Linked DNA regions of Homo sapiens: region 1 is linked to region 2. Evidence: chromatin contacts called from ENCODE Hi-C data. All regions are on one chromosome and are shown on one strand. The core of a region is the stretch at or near the end of the contact, and the rest is flanking DNA. Distances in the headings are between cores, read along the strand shown. Region 1 has its middle 61 kb from the start of LINC02628. Region 2 overlaps NRP1 (neuropilin 1).

The links. Hi-C counts contacts between places; a loop is a spot of excess contacts on that map. Pooled maps may share reads with other maps.
Region 1: a loop to region 2 is called in a pooled map, with 2.6 times the contacts of the local background. The contact joins two enhancer-like sites. A Hi-C loop is called at or near these places in 1 of 168 maps with a recorded cell type or tissue (CD4-positive, alpha-beta memory T cell) and 6 of 50 pooled maps.

Annotation. Positions count from the first base shown.
Region 1 is chr10:33,659,262-33,665,115 of GRCh38, forward strand. No RefSeq gene overlaps it. Among named protein-coding and RNA genes, the nearest start is that of LINC02628, 61 kb to the left of the region's middle. RefSeq lists an enhancer at 2,770-3,270. Within about 2 kb of position 2,695, at least 16 of the 41 ENCODE cell types and tissues checked have a DNase peak (open chromatin) inside an H3K27ac peak, as active enhancers do.
Region 2 is chr10:33,191,803-33,196,931 of GRCh38, forward strand. NRP1 (neuropilin 1) reads right to left here. Exons shown (of 17, transcript NM_003873.7): 13 at 479-616. Among named protein-coding and RNA genes, the nearest start is that of IATPR, 78 kb to the left of the region's middle. Within about 2 kb of position 2,408, at least 17 of the 41 ENCODE cell types and tissues checked have a DNase peak (open chromatin) inside an H3K27ac peak, as active enhancers do.

The DNA.
Region 1 (5,854 bases), core at 1,445-3,944, 470 kb after region 2:
TGAATGACACCTTTAATCAAGTCATTGTGCCTTTCTTAAATTTTCCATCACAAAGGCAACAAAAAACAGAATCCAGATTGGAAAAAAATGTTCATCCCCTACTGTGGAGATCAGCCAGCAGAGTGTTCTTACCCTCTACAAATTTACTAAATCTATACATGGGCCCCAAAGTTAAGCTCTTCCTGAGACCAGATTCAATTTAAGCCCTGGTTCTATGCATGTAATTAACTATCTCTGTAAGAATTTGAAATACCAAAATGGATTGCATATGCTTGGCATTTTTGCAGGCGTATAAATTGCATACTTTAAGCAAGGAGGGTGCCTCTTTCTGAATTCACCGGTGGTAGTTTAGGCAAGTTCTTCATGTAAATGCACATCCTGATGCATGAGGGAAAAAGGCCAGTCTCCCCAATTTCTTTGAAGGTTTTCGAAGCAGTCTTCATTGAAATAAATGTACTGGAAACAGCAGAAGTAGAAAAAACGGCACAAAGGTGATCACGTTTGCATAAAGAAGTCATTAGGAAGGTGTGCCAATGGAACAATTGTGTGATGTTGCATAACAAATGCACACTTTTTCGTTTAGTTATTTTAAAGATTCCATTTATCTAGTCGTTTTTTGCATTTAAAAAACATGATGCCAAATGATTCTCCATTCCTAAGATGCCAGCAGTTCTTGAAAATGCATTCACAGAATGATTAAAAGTATAATAAAAGAGTAAATCCCAATGTAATATTTATCCAGCCAGAATTTTCAGTGTGGAAAAAAAAAATCTGAACCCATCCCATCTCCCAATTGGTGCAATCACATCTTAATAAAGGACATATTTTAAACGTAGGCTGTTAAAAAACAGTGAACAAAACCAGAAAGAGAACTTCAAAACTCCCCCCAAATGCCTCCAAAACACAGACTCCATAGACTAGAAGCTCAATGAAACTTAGTATAGGCCCTGCCCTCTCCTCTCCAGGTCTCTGTTAGGTCTCTGCCCCATTGATGGCAGAGCAGCTGTTGTCCTCTGAGAGGGCCAAATTCAGTCCACTGCACATAGAACAATAATTGTAAATTCCCCGTGAGCACACTAAAGACTCAGCCTCACAAGTAATCAAAAACCAGATTAAAAGGAGAATGATTTTTCTTGTCTATCAAATTAGCAACAAGTAGATGCTTAACTGATTTTGCTTCTACGCTTGCCGCCTGTGGTCTCACCCGCACGTAGCAGCCTGAGTGATCCTGATGAAACCCCAGACACGCGGAGTCTCTCTCCTGATTAGGACCTTCCAGGGCCTCCTTCCCCACTAAGAATCAGGCCCGCTATCACCTGCCACCCCCTGGCTGCTGTTCCAAGAGCCTGCTCACCTCCTTGCTGTCTCTCTCCGCTCACTCTAACCCCACTGCTAGTCCCTTGACATTATGGAGTGAGCTGATCTTAAGCCCCTTATATTCGTTCTTCCTGCTGCCTGGAACGCTGTTTCCTTGGGTCTCTACGAGGCTTCCTGTCATTCTGCTCCAGCTCAGGTGTCAATTTCCTGTCTCAACTGAATAGAGAGCATCCCATCCAAAATAGCATCCCCCTGCCCTCCAGCCCCTCCCCTGCTCTCTTCTCTGCACAGGTCTTAACCATTGCACGATGTTACAGTGCATATTCATTTATTTATTTTTGCCTGTGAAGTGCCTTGAAGACAGGAAATCTTTTTTGTTGTTGCTCGTGGCTGGATCTCAAGTGTACAGAACCGTACCAAGCACACAGTAAATACGTGCTGATGATGGAAAGGATTTAAATGGCATGACCTGGTGTCACCAAGGCTATTCTCCACGTGTTCCCTTTCAAGGACCGTGGGGAGAGATGTTGGTACAATCACGATGGGAAATAATCTGGCAATGTTACCAAATGCCTCTAACATGTTTCTATCCTTGGACTCAGTTTACCACTTTTAGAAATTTTAGAAATTTACACTCGAGATCAGCAATATGGGCAAAGATTTACATAGAAAGATATTTATATTAGAGTGGTATTTTCAACAGCAAAAATGAGAAATGATGGGAATAAATAGTAATAGCAATAATGATATAGAATAGCTACTATTGATGGAGCAGTTCTGAAGTGTTGGGTAAGATGCTAAGTGCTTTAAACATTCTAAGAACCAGTTATTTGCAATTTAAAATGAAGACACTGAGGCAACTTGCCCGAGTCATCACCTGGTAAATTTTATAAAAAGTTAGAAATCAAGTTCTTGCTTCTCAGCCTGAGCTAAGAAATAAACAAATAGCAAGGCCAACATCACTTGTTGAGGACTTTGACAGAATCATCAAACAAGGCAAGCATTTTGCCTTACTCCGGGGGAGGGAGGTCAAAGGTATTGTTGAGCACCCAGGGTCACAGTTGTTCCTTCTGATCCAAACAACCCTAGATCCCCTGTGCCAGGCACAGGAAACTTTATCCCTTCGGTTCTCTGAAACTCTGTGCATGGAGCCAGCACGAGGACTTTTGCAAACATTTATCACTGACCTTTAAGAGGTCCACATTAAGCAAACAAACTCTTTCCTCTGCCCCACCCTCTCTTCTTCCTATTGTTGCCAGGGTCTATGGTTTCCTCTTGAATCTCTGAGCTATCCTCCATGGAGTCTCACTCATTTCCTGTCCGGGGAGCCTTGGCATCTGATCTGCAGGCGGCAGGCGCAGGAGCCAGCAGCCCCAGGGGCTGTTTCTCCTTCCTCATTGTCTTCGGGGAAACCGCAGGGCTGTTCTCCTCCCCTTCTGCCCAAAGGCCACCGTCACGAGAACCCAGCCCTCTGGTAGGAGGCCATCTGGCCCTGCCACCAGACCTGTTGATGGGTTGGCAACCGTCCCTTCCTCCTGTCTCCCCACTGCACCCCTCCACGCCTCCGCTCCACAAGAGGAAACTCTTAGCATCCCAGATGCTTGCAGCTTCGCCTGACTCCTCCAGTCCTCGGCTCCATATGGTCTGGATTCACTCTTTGAAATGGCTCAGCCTCTAATTCCCCATATTCTGTTCATGTGCTCATTTTAAGACTGTGTCCCATTGCCATGCTTGCTGCTGCTACATTTTAAATTGTTTTAATTTAAAGCTGATGCTGCTGGGCTAATTAATGCAACCGCTGCTAACCACGTGCACACATACATACTCGGAGGGCTGTGTGTGTGTGTGTGTGTGTGTGTGTGTGTGTGTGTGTGTGTTGAAGGGAAAGTTCCCTTCACATGGTTTCTTCTTGTCCCCAGAAATCTGAAAATCTCTTTGTCTTGGTACTTGTCCCAGCAACATCACTCTCTTCCTCTTTCTTTGGCCTATTCTTAGAATAAGGATATTTTGCAAAAAGAATAGGGGTATTTTGCAAAAAGCCACGGCCTCCTACCGTGCCAATTCTTGGAACAGCTACAAGAAACAAGACCCTCTTAGCCCAATTAGGGGAGTCAAACTGACCCAACTGCATACTTTCCTAAAGTTGACTGTGAACATTTCCGTCAGCATCGTTCCGATGTCTTTCCCTGCCTCTTTCTGGCTCTTTCCCTCCTACCTACCTTCAAACAGCCAAAGACCCCCGATTGCAAGGAAGGGTTATAGACCCTTTCTCCATTGCCTGCCTCCCGTGTCAATTCCTTCTTCCAGTCTTTCTGGGGGGGAAAAGGAACAATATGGTTAGTTCATTCAAGTATTCATAGTTGTTGGCCAATAGTAATATCAGGCAATAATCCTATCATTTAGTATTTTATTAAAATAGCAACAATATCTTAACCCAAAGGATTTATTAATACAGGGATGTCAAAATGATAGGAAAATATTTTTATATAAAAATTTTATATATCACCTCTCAGTTTGGTTTGTTTTTTGGCCTCTCTCCTATGACACCAGACTTCCGGGCAATCCTTGGCTCTGACCTTGGCACCTGGAAACAGCATGAATGTCCTTGAAGTTGGAGCCTTGAAGCTACTCAGGACTGCTCCACTCACCATAGAACTTTTTTTTTTTGAGACAGAGTGTTGTTCTGTTGCCCAGGCTGGAGTGTAGTGGTGTGATCTCAGCTCACTGCAACCTCTGCCTCCTGGGTTCAAGCAATTCTCCTGCCTCAGCCTCCAGAGTAGCTGGGACTACAGGTGCCTGCCACCACGCCCAGCTAATTTTTGTTTTTGTTTTTTTTTTAGTAGAAACAGAGTTTAACCATATTGGCCTGGCTGGTCTCAAACTCCTGGCTTCAAGCAATCTGTCTCCCTCAGCTTCCCAAAGTGCTAGAATTACAGGCATGAGCCACTGCACCCGGCCTGCTCCACTCACCATGTAACGTTTTCTGGTAGCACAAATGTTCAAGTGAACAATCTGGAAGATCAGATGAGAACCTAAATATGGATTATTTTCCAGAAGTGAGAATCAAACATGAATTTCCTCCTCATTCTTTGATTTAAGTGGGGGTTTTCCTTTTCTTTTTGTTTCTCTCAAGGCAGGATGAAGAAGCAAAGGCAGGCTAACTGTCATGGAGCCAGAGGACGAGGCCTCCTTTTCAATATTGTTTTTATTGATGAACAGCCATCTCACTCCATTTCCTGGCTGCGGTGCACTCAATTATATTTTCAGGATTGTGTGCCACCGAGTTCACACTGTCTTCTTCTTTTAGAAACTGCCTGGAATTATAAACAAAGGGGAATGCATTTTTAAGGAGTAAGGACAGGGAAGTCAGAATTACTGTGTCTCTCTGATTGCAGACAAATGACAATTTATTGAGCTTGCAAAGCCTGCCTGGATGGTGTCTTTGTTCTCGGTTTTATTTCTCCAGCATAGAAGGATGCCCTGTCTCCTTGCTAGAACAGGCTTGCTCTAAGGAAGGTCATTCCTGGTTACTAGAAATACAGAAGGCTGCACATGGACCAGTGTGCAGAGGCAGATGGGCCCGTGCCCAGGCCCCAACACTGGACCACGCTAGAACCACGAGTTGACTCAGACATAAAAACCAGTCAAATGAATCTGCCAGCACCATAAGTTAAGAGAGTTGGTTGGTTAATGTGACCTCAGTGTGGTAAAGTGAATGGAAAGGCCAGTAGCCAAGAGGCCTGGGTTTAATTTTAGCTCTGCCATCTGCTGCCTACAGGTCATGAAGTGCTTCTTTAGTGTCCCTTCAAGGGTTGGTTTCCTGATGAAACCAGCCCAATTGTCCCATAGAAATGATATCTATGGGTTTTTTTAATAAACATAGAAATTTACCCTGCCAGTTTTGAAACTTAAAATTTATATTTGTCTCATCTGAGTTTCTCTCTTAGCAAACTGACCCTCAGACAAGAGAAAGAAATTCAGCAGATCACCGCCAATGAGATGACAGACCCCTCATTCCTCACGACTGCTTCCTTATCCCTCCGTAATTCCTGTTTTATATTCCTCCCCTGCTATATAAACCCAGCAATTCTAGTCTCCTTGAAAGACAGATTTTAGACTAATCTTCTGTTTTCTGCAGCTGTAGCATCCGATTAAAGCCTTCTTCCCTGGCAATACTTGTTGTCTCAGTGATTGGCTTTCTGTGCAGTGAGCAACATGACCTAGACCAAGCCCCTGGGGTTTCAGTAACACTAATCAGCGGCATAGGCTGGGAAAATATACCTCTGGGATGCTGTCAGGAGGATGAGGTAAAAGGTCACCTGTGAAATGCTAATCTTAACTGTGTTAAGGATACATAACCAGGTGATCTGTGTAGTAGGAAGTAGTTTGGTCTTGGGGGAATAGCCCCCATGCCATCCCCCACCCCGAAAAAGGCAGCTTGTTGAACTTTCAAGCCTGAATTGGAAGAGAAGAAAATCACATATAAAACTGGGTGACTTGGCCAGCTGCGGTGGCTCACGCCTGCAATCCCAGCACT
Region 2 (5,129 bases), core at 1,158-3,657:
CCCGTCTCTACTAAAAATACAAAAAATTAGCTGGGTGTGGTGGTGTATGCCTGTAATCCCAGGTACTTGGGAGGCTGAGGCAAGAGAATCGTGTGAAGCCAGGAGGCGGAGGTTGCAGTGAGTGGAGCTAGTGCCACTGCATTCCAGCCCGGGCAACAGTGTGAGACTCCATTTCAAAAAAAAAAAAAAAAAAAAAAAGGATAAGATGAATGCTAATTCATAGATCCTTGCCCAATTTGCTGTTTTCAAGGAGGCCAATCAGTGGCCAACTTCAAGGGGCATTACTATGATTTGCCCTATGCTTCTCGCTACTAGGGAAAGAGACATTGTTAATTCTAGAAAATAATAGCACATGTGAACGCCTGTAGTAATTCCTACCCGCCCTAAATTCACAGACATTAGAAACCCTCCCAGTAACACAGCCTCGGAATCAAAGAGAATCTGCAAAGCCATGCAGCCGAAGTGAACTCTGTGATACCTGTGTGATCCTGAATGGGTCCCGTCTTGCTGGTCAACACACTCCACTTGAGCTGCACGTGATTGTCATGTTCCCAGTGGCAGAAGGTCTTGTGAGAGCCCCAGCCAAATTCACAGTTAAAACCATATGTTGGAAACTCTTCAGTGGGTGGGAAGTAAAAATAAGAGACAAGCAAAGAAAGGCAAATTTGATCATTTAGGGTCACAAAGGCCCTTGGTTCACTCATGGAAAGCACGATTTATACAACTTTATGTCTGTTTGAAAATTCCAGGAAAGCCAGGATTACCAAGAAACCAAAAGATGCATGGAGATGTCAAAATGTTTGCAAAACCACATTTAGTAATTTCTTTAAAAATCCAGCTTTAAAAGGATTATGGACTGCCTGTCAAATTGGGTTTACATAAAATCTCCAGGAAGGCTATTTTCTAAAGCACGTGTATTACATTTGCTGCACTCTCCCCATTTCCACAGTATTTAATATGAAAGCCATTCTGTTCTTGAGGATAAATCATATAAGTTGATACCCACCAATGAAAAGAATCTTAATTAGAGATTGACCCATGAAGCCTCAAAAGTGGAAAGTAACTTGGCGAAATGCCTCACCCAGGAGGTTTTCTCTATTTCCACCTCACCAGTTCATGCTTCAGGTCTTTAATGTCAGGGTTAGAATCTCTTAAGCATTTTAGGATTATTTTTTTTTCTTCCATGCCTTCTATAAGGTCGATTAATTTAAGTATAAATTTCTGCTTTTTTAATTTCTAAATTTACATATAAATTGTTCACCCGGCTTAAAACCTCAATGTAAGGTCATCTAAATCCAAAGCCCATTTCAATAGCTACCCGTTTTTACTTCTCTTTTCTTTTTTTTAATGTTCAAAAGGCTTCCTTAGGAATCTGAAAAGACAGCGTGAATGAATTCACGGGAATGACTTGCCTTGTGTGTGCCCTACAAGGTGCTGTTGGACTATGGTGTTTTTAAAACCCACAGCCTGACATTTTACACAGCCTCTTTTTGAAAGGAGCTTAACTTTTAAGTATGGGAAAAATGAAATCATTGCTACTTATTCCAAGTATGACTGTTGTTTTGGTAAACATAAGCTAACAATAAAAAAAATTCTAAAGATGAAATTCTCGGGCTTCTGCCCCCTCCTTTCGTCCTCCTATAAAGAACGAAGCCCGCAGATGCAGCTGTTTTCTCCAGTGACGAAGGGCCTTTAGGCTTGTCACTGACTTTAGGCAGTCCACGAGGTGGCAGCATTGAAACAAACAGGAAGGCGCCTGGGGCATCTGGACCGTTGAACTTAAAAATAAGCCTCAAAAGAATCCCTATGAACAATAAGGGAAGTCTGGTATTAGATGCTGTATTAGGGTCAGGCCAAGACCTTATCTCATTTTGAGCTTCTTTAACTTGCTTGTGTTTATTAACAAAGTATCTCGCCTTCTGCTCTGAGCCTTGTCTCCATGGCCCCTCCCCCAATGGCAGGAGGAATTTTAATGGGAAGATTTATTGAATAGATAAGAATGATTTACTTTGCATTTTTAGTTTATAAGGAACCCTTTTCTAGAGCTAATGTCAAATTTTGGAAGGAATCCACCATAAAAACTGTCCAAATGGAGCAGTTTGGATTCTCCCAATGATAATGTGACCTCCCAAAGGGTAGACAGAGCCAGTTTGGGAAAGTAAACTAGTAAGCTATGTGATGTGTAAAATGTGAGTACTTTCATTTAGTGCAAACAGGCTATATTTCACAGCTGTAGTGTCATCGGAGAGATATATTTCATGTCTAGTCTATCATAGCCATGAAATAGGACTTCTTAAGGCATGGGAAACCCTCTCCAAAATTTACCACTCTTTTCCGCAGCAAGATTGAATTATGTAGATGAAGTACAGTCAACTGAACGGTGACTGAATGATTGAGCAACCTTGGATGCCAACGCCCATGACCCTGAAATGTACTGTTGCATAATCTCATGTTAGAAAATGTTAATATTGGAACATGTTAATGTGTGTGTGGTTTTGATTTTTCTCCTTAAATGTACTTTATAAAACATGCACATTCAGGATAAAGAAAGCCACCCCAGCACACACAGTTCTGCCTGTATTTACTTTGTTAATACATTACATTTATTGTTTATAGAACAGAAAATGACATCATCCATTCTTTTGGCTCTTCATATTCTGATGATACCATAAAATGTAGGAACTTGGATATTTTTGAAATGACCAGGACATGGAACCGCTTTGCCTGAAAAAATGTTTCAGGCACTTCTCGCTTCAGAGAATGACAGTCTGCCTTTACCTTCCAATGTCCTTCCCCATCCTGTACATTTAACCAGGTGAACCGCTCTAAGTTTTTGTATTTTACTGCTCTTTTATCTTCTTGTCTTGATCATGTAACTTGTGGCAATTTGGTTATTTAAAGGATATGTTTTTAGATCAATGCCTTTTGTTGGGGAGGGTTATGGAGTGAGAGGTTCAATGTGGAAACTTCCAGCCTGGCTAGAAAGACAAACACACAAACCACCCATAAACATTTATAGAAAGGGAAAAGAAAGAGAGAAGGACAGAGGAAAGGAGAAAGGGAGAGAGAAAAGGAGAGAAAAAAGCAAATTAATGAATGAAACAAACATATAGGACTACTGACGTTTACGTTTTCAAAATATTACCCAAGCCCTGGCGGGGCACACAACTCTCATTAAATTCAATGGGGGTAATCCAGCTAAATCCCTTCTTGACTCTTAAAAATAGCAGGAAACAATATTCTGAACTTAAAACAAATTTACAGCCTCTGAGAGCAAGTACCAGCTGTGCTTGCCCAACCCATCTTGCCTGAAGTTGGATCATTAGCACCATATGTATGCATAAGGATTTAATTTTTATATCTGGTATTCCAAACTTCTATAGAGCAGTTTAACTCACTTGTTCATAGACTAGTCTTTCAGTCTAAACAAGCAGAGGTGCTCAGGCCCATACAATCGTAGGTGATGAATATACTCCGAACTGCTGCAGGAATGCTGGAGGAGCCTCAGAGGGTTAGAGCTCTCGCCAGAGAGAGCTAGATTAAAAATGTAAGGATCCCATCACTTGCTGGCAGAGCATTAACCAGCTTTTATGCATCTGATTACATAAAAGTATATAAATATTATATGCCCATGGAGTTTATTATATTGATGAGAATCAGCAAGATGAAATAGTAAGACTCTGAGTTGAGTCTATAATAGCAAAATGGAATTATGATGAAGGTTTTGAGGTCTCATTGACTGCTGCTTGTGATGATGCTTGAAGAATCTGGAGCCTGCAGAACAGTGTGGATCAAAGTATCAGGTGACTCAGGCCACTGGGTCAACTCTTCAGAGTTAGACCTGACCCCTGGCTTGAAGCATGCTCAAGTCCCCATGCAATATTCTGGGCATTGACTTAGCCAGAAGGTGACAATCAACAGAAGTCCTTCCAGGAAGGTCAGACAGCCCATTACCCACAAACAGAGCACTTGGAGTCCAGATTCATGACTCAGACAATGGAGAAACAGGAAAGCAAGTCAATTTGAAAAGAACTCTGCACTGACTGTGAAATGCAAACCGGACCTGACCACCCCTGATCAGTAGACCCGCGTGGTTTGGATTGAACTTGTTCAGATGGTGATAGCAACGGGTCCTACTGTTTGCAATTTGCATACCTGCCCTCTGACCACAGTAGACTCTGTGACAGGACCGACTGGCCCCTCTGAGAAGCCATCCCTTGAGTGACCTTGAGATTGTGCACAAATCAAATGTGTTAACAAAACCGCTCCTGCTCTGACAATATTGACCTTCAACATTCAGGGAAGATTACCTAGATTTGGAATCTGATAGAACTTTCCATTTTCTACACAGCTGTTGTTCACTTTTATTTTTTTTAACGATCCCTACCCCCTTTCATAGTCAAGGAGAAGAGAGATGAGATGAAACAAATTAGCTGGCGACTTCATAGTGGCTTTAATTACCTCTCTGGTAAGAGAAGAAACTGCAACAACAGCTAAAATGTTTGTTATATGATCAGAACTTCATTTGTTCACCTCACCCCTCTTCCCTATCCCAGAAAGGACATAGAGAACCAACTGGTGGTCACTACCCTTCATCCACAGAAAATCTTCCTGAGGGCTGAGAACTTTCAGGAAAGGTACAAAGAAAAGGAAAGGCACGGCTTTTTTCATGAGATACCTTCAGCTATGGGAGGTGCCTGCGCAGTCTTTGAAAGCCACATTTTACAACTTAAGATGTGTGTAGGACGACACCATTTTCTGAATTTAGGCAGTGACTCTTCTGTTTCATCTCTTGGTTTTGTAGAGGGTGTCTGGGCTGTGTGGTAGCAGGAATTTTGTCAACCTGAACATGCTACAGGGCAGCTGGGGGTTAAGTTTGACCAAAGAGAAGTTTGTTTTGCAGTTTAATCAGGTCAACAGTGACAGCGTCCTTTAAGGAAGCATACTAATTAGGGCGGCCCTTTCTACTTTCTGCCTAGCTGGGTAGTGTCATACCATAGAGGAAACATTGATATACACCACACGCCCCATTAATAAATGACTGCAGAAGCCAAGACTGAGTGAGCTTCAATAGAGGAAATGGGAGAAAGCTGGAAAACTGACCTGTTCACCTTAGTCTAATGATTAAC